Linked DNA regions of Homo sapiens: region 2 is linked to region 1. Evidence: chromatin contacts called from ENCODE Hi-C or POLR2A ChIA-PET data. All regions are on one chromosome and are shown on one strand. The core of a region is the stretch at or near the end of the contact, and the rest is flanking DNA. Distances in the headings are between cores, read along the strand shown.

Region 1 (4,813 bases), core at 1,453-3,952:
GTCTATTACCTCTTCTACAAATATCAGCTTAGATTAGATCACTGTTTTGAAATAGGGAGTTAGGGTGCTTCTCTTAGTCCCTTCTGGGGCTACCAACAGGAAGGAAGCCATGCAGGTGGGTCTCCGGGCCCCCACCCCAGTTTAGACCATATTGAAACCATCTCTACTATTTTCAATATCTTGAATTTCCACATAAGCTTGTTTGAAGAATGAATTCCACTGGATTAGACGATCTCTAAATTCCCTTTACTGTTATAAATTCTGTGGTTCTATGGTACTCTTAGCAACATTGGAAAGACAAAACCTATGTGGTCTCAAGTGCATACAGATATCTCTATTCCTATTACTAGCTGCCCAGGCAGGCAACAGGGGCTTCCAGGTGACAAGGACTGCTAATAGAGAGATTTCTGTTAATCCTTAAGAGAGACTAGAAACTCTGATGACCACTAAGCGAGGTTGGAAAGATGTAAAGCATTTAGTGCATTTCATGTGCATATAGACAGCAGCCTACTTACCAGTGTCAGCCAGAGCTCACTAACTTCCTCTTAACTCCTGGATCCAGTCCATATTCCTCTGGCTGACATCTGAGGGTTTCCACAACTGGTCTCTTATCAAATCTTGCACTGCTCTCTAAAGCACAGCAGCTTTCCCTCAGCTTGATCTCCTCACTGGCCCATGATACATCACATGCACTCCCTCCAGTATCCCACTGCACATTTGGTCCACCATCTTGATATGCTCTTTTCCTACCACTTTTTGGTGTTTCCAAATCACACTCTGCTCTACCGCCCATCTCAAATATCTAACTCCTCTGATAAGGCCTTCCTTGACTATCTTAGTCCACATTCTTTTCTGAACTCTTGTACTTACTGTATGTACTTCTATGTATTTCACTGTCTAAATTTTCATTTAGATTCAACCATAACTGAACTCTGACAACAAAGACTCCATTATATATATCTAATACACACACACACACACACACACACACACATTAGGTTCCCACAATGCTGGGCGCTGTACTAAGATACCTTTTGTGTACTTGGGCAATGAGACCTTCACAATTTACTTGGCAACAAAGGTACTATACAAGTGTAACTTTACTCAGTCTCCAATCTGAGACAATTAATCTTATTATTATTATTTTTTTGAGACAGAATCTTGCTCTGTCACCCAGGCCGGAGTGCAGTGGCACGATCTTGGCTCACTGCAACCTCCAACTCCCAGGTTCAAACAATTCTTGTGCCTCAGCCTCCCAAGAAGCTGGGATTACAGGCCCATGCCACCATGCTAAAAAATTAACCTTATCTAATAATTAAACTCACCTATCCTTTAAAGACTTCTCCCTCTTCCTGAAGACTTCCTTGACACCCCTACCCTGACAAGCTGGCATTTATTTCTCCCTTCTCTGCTTCTGCAACACACTTTGACTAATTCTAGCATTGACACAATCTTGTTTATAGTTATTTAAATCCATACTTGTCTTACTTGTGGGGTTTCTGAAACAGAGACAATTATCGTTCATTCATATATTTCCCACTGTGCCTAAACCATTGTCTTGTAATATTTGTGACTCTGAATTGGCTTTAATTGACTGAGAATGGCTCAATGAAGGTAACAAAGGTGTTAATTTATCCAAAAGATGGAAGATGTTACATGCTAAAGGAAAAAACATAACCCACTACATTAGGGCTTTACATAATATTATGAGAATGTGCTGAAGACACTTAAAGCCTGCACTCCCTTGCAAGCTGAGCAATGACAACATTGTCCAAATCTTCCAACAGCAACACCCCAGTAAGCCAACAGCTACAAGTGGAACAAGACAGAGATTTCTGAGCCCTCTATTGAACTAACTGCCATCTCCAGGTTAGGTTTGCAGATTTCTATATTTAAAAAGTAGAAAGCATCAGCAGTTGGGGGTTGAATTCTTGGTGTGTGTGCAGTTGCGTAAAAGGACTATTTTTATTTCTCGCTGCGGTATGAAGAAGCTTTGATCTTGGACGACTTGCTCAAGGGCCCAGGATAATATATTGATCACTTCTGACTGTTTTCACCCAGACTCGTTTCCATAAGCTCAGTCTGTCAACAAGAAATACTTCATATATTTTCAAACTTCACTCTTCCTCAAACAGCTTATTCCTTTAAAACTTGAGGCTGTATTTGTAAAAGGGATATTTAATGAAGAAAATGTTTTGCACCTTGTCCCACTGGCTTGGGTTGAAATACGATAATGTTTCCTTTTGTATTTAAAAAACACAAACAGGATCTCATCCGGAGATATCATGACCTTAGACATTCCTGAGACGTCTGAAAGGGAAGTGAACATATGTCAGCATGCTTGGGTTTAAAATATACCAACTTCATTTCTCTCATCATTCAAATCTGCATGAGGCTCATGTGACTTTGAACAAGCTGTGCTGGAGGATTAAAGACGGGTCCTAATGAGAACCTCTCTCTTCCAGTAAAATCTAGGAATTGAAAAGCAGTTACTACCTCTTCCATTTTTTTCCTAAAAAAAAAAAATAACTTTTTCTAAAATTAAAAAAAGGAGGATCCTTTTTTTTGAAAGAAAAAAAGAAGGAAAGAAAGAAAGAAGAAAAAACGAGAGAAAGAAAAGAAACAAACCAAAAGGCAAAACATAACCCCTAGCAATGCCTGGAAACTTGCTCTGTGGCTAGCGATCCCTGTTAAGACTTGCTTCCCTTAAAGTTTTGGCACGGACCACAAATGATAGCCTTAAAATGCCACATGATCATCTGAATATTTTAACAATCATCCTGGACTGGATTCATTTCAACGGCATGGAAGTGAAACAGCAACTTGCAGCTGTGGCAAAAGGCTGTGGCCTCTTTCTATTTCAAGTCATTGCAAAAGAAGGATCTCTTTCTTCAGGAGGGGACCAGCCCATGAGGGATTTGGGAAGGAGCTAAAGGACAGTGGGAAAATGGAAGCAGACCTAAAACCCAGTATTTCTGCCTGGGAAGTGTAAGTCTCTTGTGTGAATAAATTTGGTGGTGAGAAAATAAATGCTGTTTTCAGCTGTTGTAAAGCAAAATAGAATCCTACACCAGAACTTCTGCAGTTAGCCACAGACCCCCTAGGGAAGAACTGGGATTGCCACACAAAAGCCTCAGCTTTGTCTCTATAAGCATATTTTCCTTAAACACTTAAATCCACAGGCCCTTCAGGAGCACACCACTCAGCTCAGTGGGGTCCAGTAAGTAAGACAGAAAAAGGAGAATAGATGGGAGTATGGATAGGGGGTGACAGGGGAGGAGACAGGAAAGTGACTGGAGTATGGATGAGGGGGATGGAGAAGCAGACGAGGCACACATGAAAGGGCACATGGAGGACTGCATGGGGGTGTGAAGGGCACTTACAGGAAAGCTGGACAGGGAAGTGGATAGATTATTAGAATTAACTTGGGGTAGCAAGTCATTAGGTCTGGTACATTGAGCAGGCTTTCAACAAACATTAGCTCCCTCTACCATCTCTTCCCCTCATCAGCACTGTTTTATGCAAAAAATTTATTCCCAAGGTTGCTTTCCTTGTAACCTTGGAACCTGGTCTTGTATTTCTGAGAGCCTGTTTTTCTCACCAGAATATCAGACTGTTATTTTTAAAAATGATAAACACACTGCATGCCAACAAAGCACTGGTCCCAAAAAATTAGCCAGGCGTGGTGGCGGGCGCCTGTAGTCCCAGCTACTCGGGAGGCTCAGGCAGGAGAATGGCGTGAACCTGGGAGGCGGAGCTTGCAGTGAGCCGAGATCGCGCCACTGCACTCCAGCCTGGGCGACAGAGCGAGACTCCGTCTCAAAACAAAAAAAAAAACAAAAAAAACACTGGTCCCATACAGGGCACTGAGGCCACTGGGATGGCGGCCCAGACAACGGAGTATGGATTTCCCATAGAGAGCCCTGGGGCCATGAAGCCCCTCAACACAGGTGATCCCAGGTGGGTAGGGAGAGAATCTTGGGCTGATCCCTTCAGTAGCCTCAGCCCTCTCCTGTAGCTCCAAGCTCAGCCACAAGCCCTTGAGAATGAGGCAATGGGGATGGGACTGTTTCAAATGGGGGAGTTGGAAGATCACAGAGCCTGGCACTCTGACCCTGGCTCTTCAAGGTACGTACTCTGTCCCCTGGGAGCTGGTCAAAATGGAGGATCTCAGGCTCCACCCAGACCTAGTGAATGAGAGTCTTCATTCTAATAAGATTCCCAGGTGATTCACGTGCACATTTTCTTTCTGAGAATCACTGTTCTAGAGAAGGCTTAAATTACTGCCATGCAAAACCCTCACATAAAAACACTGGATAGATGGAGGCAGTGTGGTCAAGTACAAAGAGCCCAGTAAGGTGCCGGGAGCTAAGCCCTCAACAAATGATAGTAGTTGTCAGGTAGGATGTTAATTCTGGTGAACTGTGTGAAAACGGATAAATCCTCCAGCCTCTGTGGGCTGTAGTACTCCACATGTACAGGGGTGAGAGTAGACTCTTAATACAATAAACTTCATGAGATTCCTTCCAGTTCTAAAATTCTAGGTCAATGATTCGATTTGATAAGACTCTGTTCTGTTGCTCTCTTTACACTGAAGTAGTGGTTTTAATATACAGTTGTAGTATTTGATATGGCCTGGCATACAGCAGGGCTCAATAGGTATTTGTTGAATGAAGTAATACAGGGATAGTTATTCTATTTAAGCTTCAACTTAAAAAAACTGGGCTGAGTGTGGTGGCTCATGTCTGTAATGCCAGCACTTTGGGAGGCCAAGGCAGGAGGATCACTTAAGGCCAGGGGTACTAAACCAGCC
Region 2 (4,813 bases), core at 581-3,080, 93 kb before region 1:
AAAACAGTCTTGCAGTTCTCCTCAAAAGATTAAACCTATGACCCAAAAACTGCACTCCTAGGAGTGTATCTAAGAGAGAGAAAAAAGACACATCCACACAAAAACTTGTACATAAATGTTCATAGCAGCCTTGTTCATAAGAGCCAAGATGTGGAAATAACCCAAATGTCCATCAGCTAATAAATGGATAAATAAAATGCTGTTATAAATTCATACAATGGAATAGTAATCAGCCACAAAAGGGAATGAAGAAGCAGGAGGTCTAGGTGGGAAGGTAAGACAAACACCCAGGCAACAGCAGGGACATCAGGTGCTCAGTGGAGTGGTTCACATGCCAAGAGCTGTGGGAGCTGGGGGTTGGTGGGAGGAAGACGTCAATGTGGGGAATAAATGATCTCCGAGGCTCTTCCTCCCACCGGCTACACTGCTAGGGCAAGAAGAAATATGCCCTAGAATCTTCCTGGAGTGCTTCAAATGGGTGGGGTTAGCTGGTACACATTCATGTCTGTGGTAGGCCTACACAAGTGGGATTAACATGTGGTCATTTGGAATCATGTTGGAAATGTGATGGATCAGCATTTAGAATTGGTTAATCTGGTGCCTTCCATCCTTGTGAAGGGATAACTCACTGGGACTGCAGAGGAGGGAAGCAAACCAGAGCCTTCAGGGCTGCTGCAGTATAGCCTTCATCTTGCTACTGCCCCAGCCACATCAGGGCTCCCCATCCAAGGCAGATGCCTAGCTATCAGAAACCCTGTTATGTGCTGATACTCCCTGGTGCTTCTTCTCTGCCTCCACGATGAGCGCCTCCACCCCCATCCCCCGCCCCCCAACAGGGCTGGAGGTGAAGACCCAGGCCTCACACAGTGTGTTGCCTCCACTACAAATCTCAGCCTCTGATTCCCCCCACTAGGGGAAGTGATTATTAATTTCTAGGCAGGTAGACAGGTAAGTCACAGACTTTGAGGTTGCTTTCAACTACTGAATGAAAGAAAGATGTCAAAGTGGATGTCTTCCAGGTGCCAACCTTGAAAACTATTTCAGACCACGGATTAAAAAGCCCATGGTCTGATTTTAAAGTATTATGGGGGAGATGACTTCTAGACTAAGGCCATTGGTCAAGTCTGCCTTCTAGTCCTTCTCAAGAGAGGGCAATCAGCATAGTAAATGCTGTGCAAATGGCAATGGGTTGAATTCTCCCTGCCCCTAGCTCTGGAGAATCCTCCTTCAGGCATCTGAAAAATCCCTCAGCTTTAGGGGACTGGCCAAGGTGTTGGGTGGCCCTGCCATCCAACCAACTCACCACCCATCCACCCACTCACCCATTCACCCATCAATCTGATATTTTATCTACCCACAAGTATTTATTGATCACCTGTGTGTGGAGGACGCTGTGTGAAACATGAGGAAAACCACCCAGAAAACCACTCTAAGAGAGAGAAGAGTTGCCAGAGGCAAGCTGACCCACACGAAGTGTGACGAAACAGTCGAAGACGGTGTGTGACACAGACAAATTATATCATGAGTAGGGGTAATCAAAAGACAGAAAGGAAAAACAAATGTGGAAGGAGGAGGTGGCTTCACAGACAGGCTAAGCAGGGTGGGTGAGAGGACACACACAACCGAGAGGCAGTGAGGAGCCCAAGCTTGGGCCGCAGGGAGACAAGCTGCCCACTAAAGGGAGGACTGGAGGCGAGGCCAGGCAGGCTGGGGTGGCCTGGGCAGCAAAGGCAGCGTCTGACGGAGTGAGTGTTACTGCACTTTCTTTTTTTCTGAGCAAAAATACATTCAGGTTTCATGAGGCCGTTTCCAGATAACCTCATTATTTCTAGTCTTCTCCATGGTCGTCTTCACTTCCCCTTAGCAGGGGAAGAGCCTGAACTTTAAATTAGTCATGAAAAACAAGCTCGGTTCAGCTGACTCTGCCAGTCAACATTTCCTGGGGCTGCCAGAAGCCTCTCAGTCCCCTACCTCCCCTTACCCTCTACTCCGAGACTAGCCAGGGCTCTCCACCCACCAGGGCCATCAGAGCCCAGGCTCAGAGCTGGGATTCCAGGTGGGGCACTCTGTGAGTACATTCATGGCCATGCTATCAAATGCCATCATTTCAACCTTTACCACCAATTAAAAGCTCCCAGCTGACCCCTACTGGAGACAAATGGCCCAGAGGAAGGTCAGTGTCCTAAGGAATGGAAGGGGATCATCTCCCCAGCTGCAAAGAACCCAGTAGGAAGTCTGGGTCGGGGAACATAGGTGTTTGTGGTTAACAGTCTCTGTCCTTTATCTGAAAATTTAAAAAATTTCATCAAAGAAGAACCAAATGTGCTGGCCAGAGCTCTCAAGGGCAGCCCTAGTCCCAGCATGCACTGGGCCAAGTGCCAGGGCCGGGTGCAGCACCAGGACTATGGCCCACCCTCTCTCTGCCCTCGTCCCTGTCTGTGCCCTTGTCCACAGCCATCCCTTCCCCCAAATCCCTACCTGGCCATGATATTAAGTCTGGGGGGAATTCAGACTTCACCGGGCCCAGGTGGACCCCTCTTCCTTTTTTTTATGTTTATTTTTTTGAGACAGGGTCTCACTCTGTCGCCCAGGCTAGGGCAAAGTGGCACAATCACAGCTCACTGCAGCGACCTCCCAGGCTCAAGTGGTCCTCCCACCTCAGCCTCCCTGGTGGCTGAGACTACAGGCACAAACTACCATGTCCCCCCTAATTTTTGTATTTTTTGTAGAGACGGGTTTTGCCACGTGGCCCAGGTTGGTCTTAAACTCCTGGGCTCAAGTGATCCACACACCTAGGCCTCCCAAGGTGCTAGGATTACTGGTGTGAGCCACTTTGCCTGGCATCCTTTTTGTTTTAAGTCTTAGAGCCTACTATTTAAAAGAAAGTATATGCGGAGGCAGAATCCAAACACACACAACTTGGGTTCTAAGCTGAGTTGTGTCAGCTAAACTGTACTAAACAGTCCCTTTGCACCCCTGTCTGGACTTACCAGCAGTGTCTGGACAGGGGTGCAAAGGGACTATTTAGTACAGCTCACATGGATTTAAAAAAAAATCAGGGCAATTCTCATAAAGATCCAAATTTCTAGCATCTTTTGAAAATTAGGAAAATCAGACTGTGGTGTCTCTAGGCCTGCATTAGAAGACGGCAGCAGCTGCTGGAGCAGAGCGGTGGCCACGCCTACAGAAGGCGGATGCTTCCAGCCTGGGACCGCCCTACTGCCTCCCATCGCGCGCCTTTCACGTGCGTGCTCACTTGAGTGGTCTCTGTGGACATGTGAGTTGGTGACCCCTGTGAAATGGTACTGAAGAAGGCAGCTGGCCCCAGGCCCTCCCCTTACTTTTACAGGAGAGAACACTGAGTCCCTCAACCAAACCTCATCTCAGTGGTCTCCCCACACTGCTATCTGGGCCTTCCCCCTCCCTCCAACTCTCTTGGCTTTGATTCACTCACCATTCCCTGCTCTGGGGTCCCTTCTTCCTCCTTTTCACTTAGCCTGCCGGCCTGTCCCTCAGGACGCAACGCAGATCCTGTGGTGTTTCTCAGCCCACTGGGGACTTTTTCTCCACTGTATCTGCACAGTGCTCAAGGTGTTCACAGATGCTGAGGGGGGCACTTCATGGCTGAACCCTGTGTCTTTCCTTTCCCAGGACTGTCTATAAAACCAACACTGGGTACTGCCCAGATACCACCCGCTTAGCACTTGACTGTGGTCTTATACTATGCAATTTACTTGTGACTTGCATTTTCCCATTGGGGAAAAATCCAAGATTGCAAGAATAAGGTCTAGGTAGATAGAATTATTGTTGCCATTTTATACTCAAGGTGACTGACATTTAGATAAACAACTTGTTCAAGATCATACAGGATACAGGTTGCAAGTGGTAGGGCCAGATACAAATCCAGGCTTATCTGACTCCAGCACTCCAGCACCTATATTCTTTTTTCTTTTTTTTTTCTGTGCAGACAAGGTCTGGCTCTGCCACCCAGGCTGGAGTGCAGTGGTGTGGTCTCAGCTCACTACAACCTCCATCTCCCAGGTCAAGCCATCTTCCCATCTTAGCCTCCCAAGTAGCTAAGACTATAGGCACACCATCATGCTTGGTTAATTTTTGTATTTTTGGTAGAGACAGGGTTTCACCATATTGCCCAGGCTGATCTTGAACTCATGAGCTCAAGTGATCCACCTACCTTGGCCTCCCAAAGTGCCGGGACTACAGGTGTGAGCCACTGTGCCCGGCCCAGCACCTACATTCTTGACCACTTTGCTAAGCTGCTCATAAGTACTGAATACATGGATGGATGGATGGATGAACAGAATGATTATTTTCCGTTTTCCATTCTGTGCCCCTCCTCCACCCTGCCCAGTGCCCCAAGATGCTGATTTCAATAGACTGCCTTACCCAGGTGTCCTTGCCACCGGGCTTCTAGCTGACTTCTCCTAATGTGAAGGGAGCACTGGTATACTGGAGGGTAGAAGTGAGAGGAGTTGGCGGTATTTCTTTCTTGCACCCTCCCCAGAAAGTTGCGAAGATTCTAGCAGTGGCTGCATCCCTCATGGCTAGGGCACCTGCTGGGCAGCTCCTCCTCCCTGACTTCCACTATTCCTGGGGTCTCCCTTTCAGCCAGAGGGGTGGGAAGGGCTTCCTACTGTTCTTGTCTGTAGGTGCCTCAACATCATGACTGCTTCCCTTCACCCATGGTTCTCAGCCAGAGGGCACACTGCTCCTAGGGTACATCTGCCCGTGTCTGGAGACATTTTTGGTTGTCAGAGTCAGAGTTGGTGGTGCTACTGGCATTTAGTAGGTAGGG

The links. A loop is a pair of places that touch in the nucleus more often than their neighbours do. ChIA-PET counts read pairs that join two places held with the same protein, here RNA polymerase II (POLR2A). Pooled maps may share reads with other maps.
Region 2: a map of heart right ventricle shows a loop between it and region 1 (2.0-fold over the local background). The contact joins two enhancer-like sites. A Hi-C loop is called at or near these places in 4 of 168 maps with a recorded cell type or tissue (cardiac septum, heart right ventricle, prostate gland and 1 more) and 2 of 50 pooled maps. POLR2A ChIA-PET finds 5 or more read pairs at or near these places in 2 of 52 experiments (AG04449 and SK-N-SH).

Annotation. Positions count from the first base shown.
Region 1 is chr2:43,330,954-43,335,766 of GRCh38, forward strand. All of the region lies in intron 30 of THADA (THADA armadillo repeat containing), which reads right to left. Among named protein-coding and RNA genes, the nearest start is that of LINC01126, 110 kb to the left of the region's middle. Within about 2 kb of position 2,703, at least 14 of the 41 ENCODE cell types and tissues checked have a DNase peak (open chromatin) inside an H3K27ac peak, as active enhancers do.
Region 2 is chr2:43,238,546-43,243,358 of GRCh38, forward strand. The region is part of intron 36 of THADA (THADA armadillo repeat containing); the gene reads right to left. Among named protein-coding and RNA genes, the nearest start is that of LINC01126, 14 kb to the left of the region's middle. Within about 2 kb of position 1,831, at least 5 of the 41 ENCODE cell types and tissues checked have a DNase peak (open chromatin) inside an H3K27ac peak, as active enhancers do.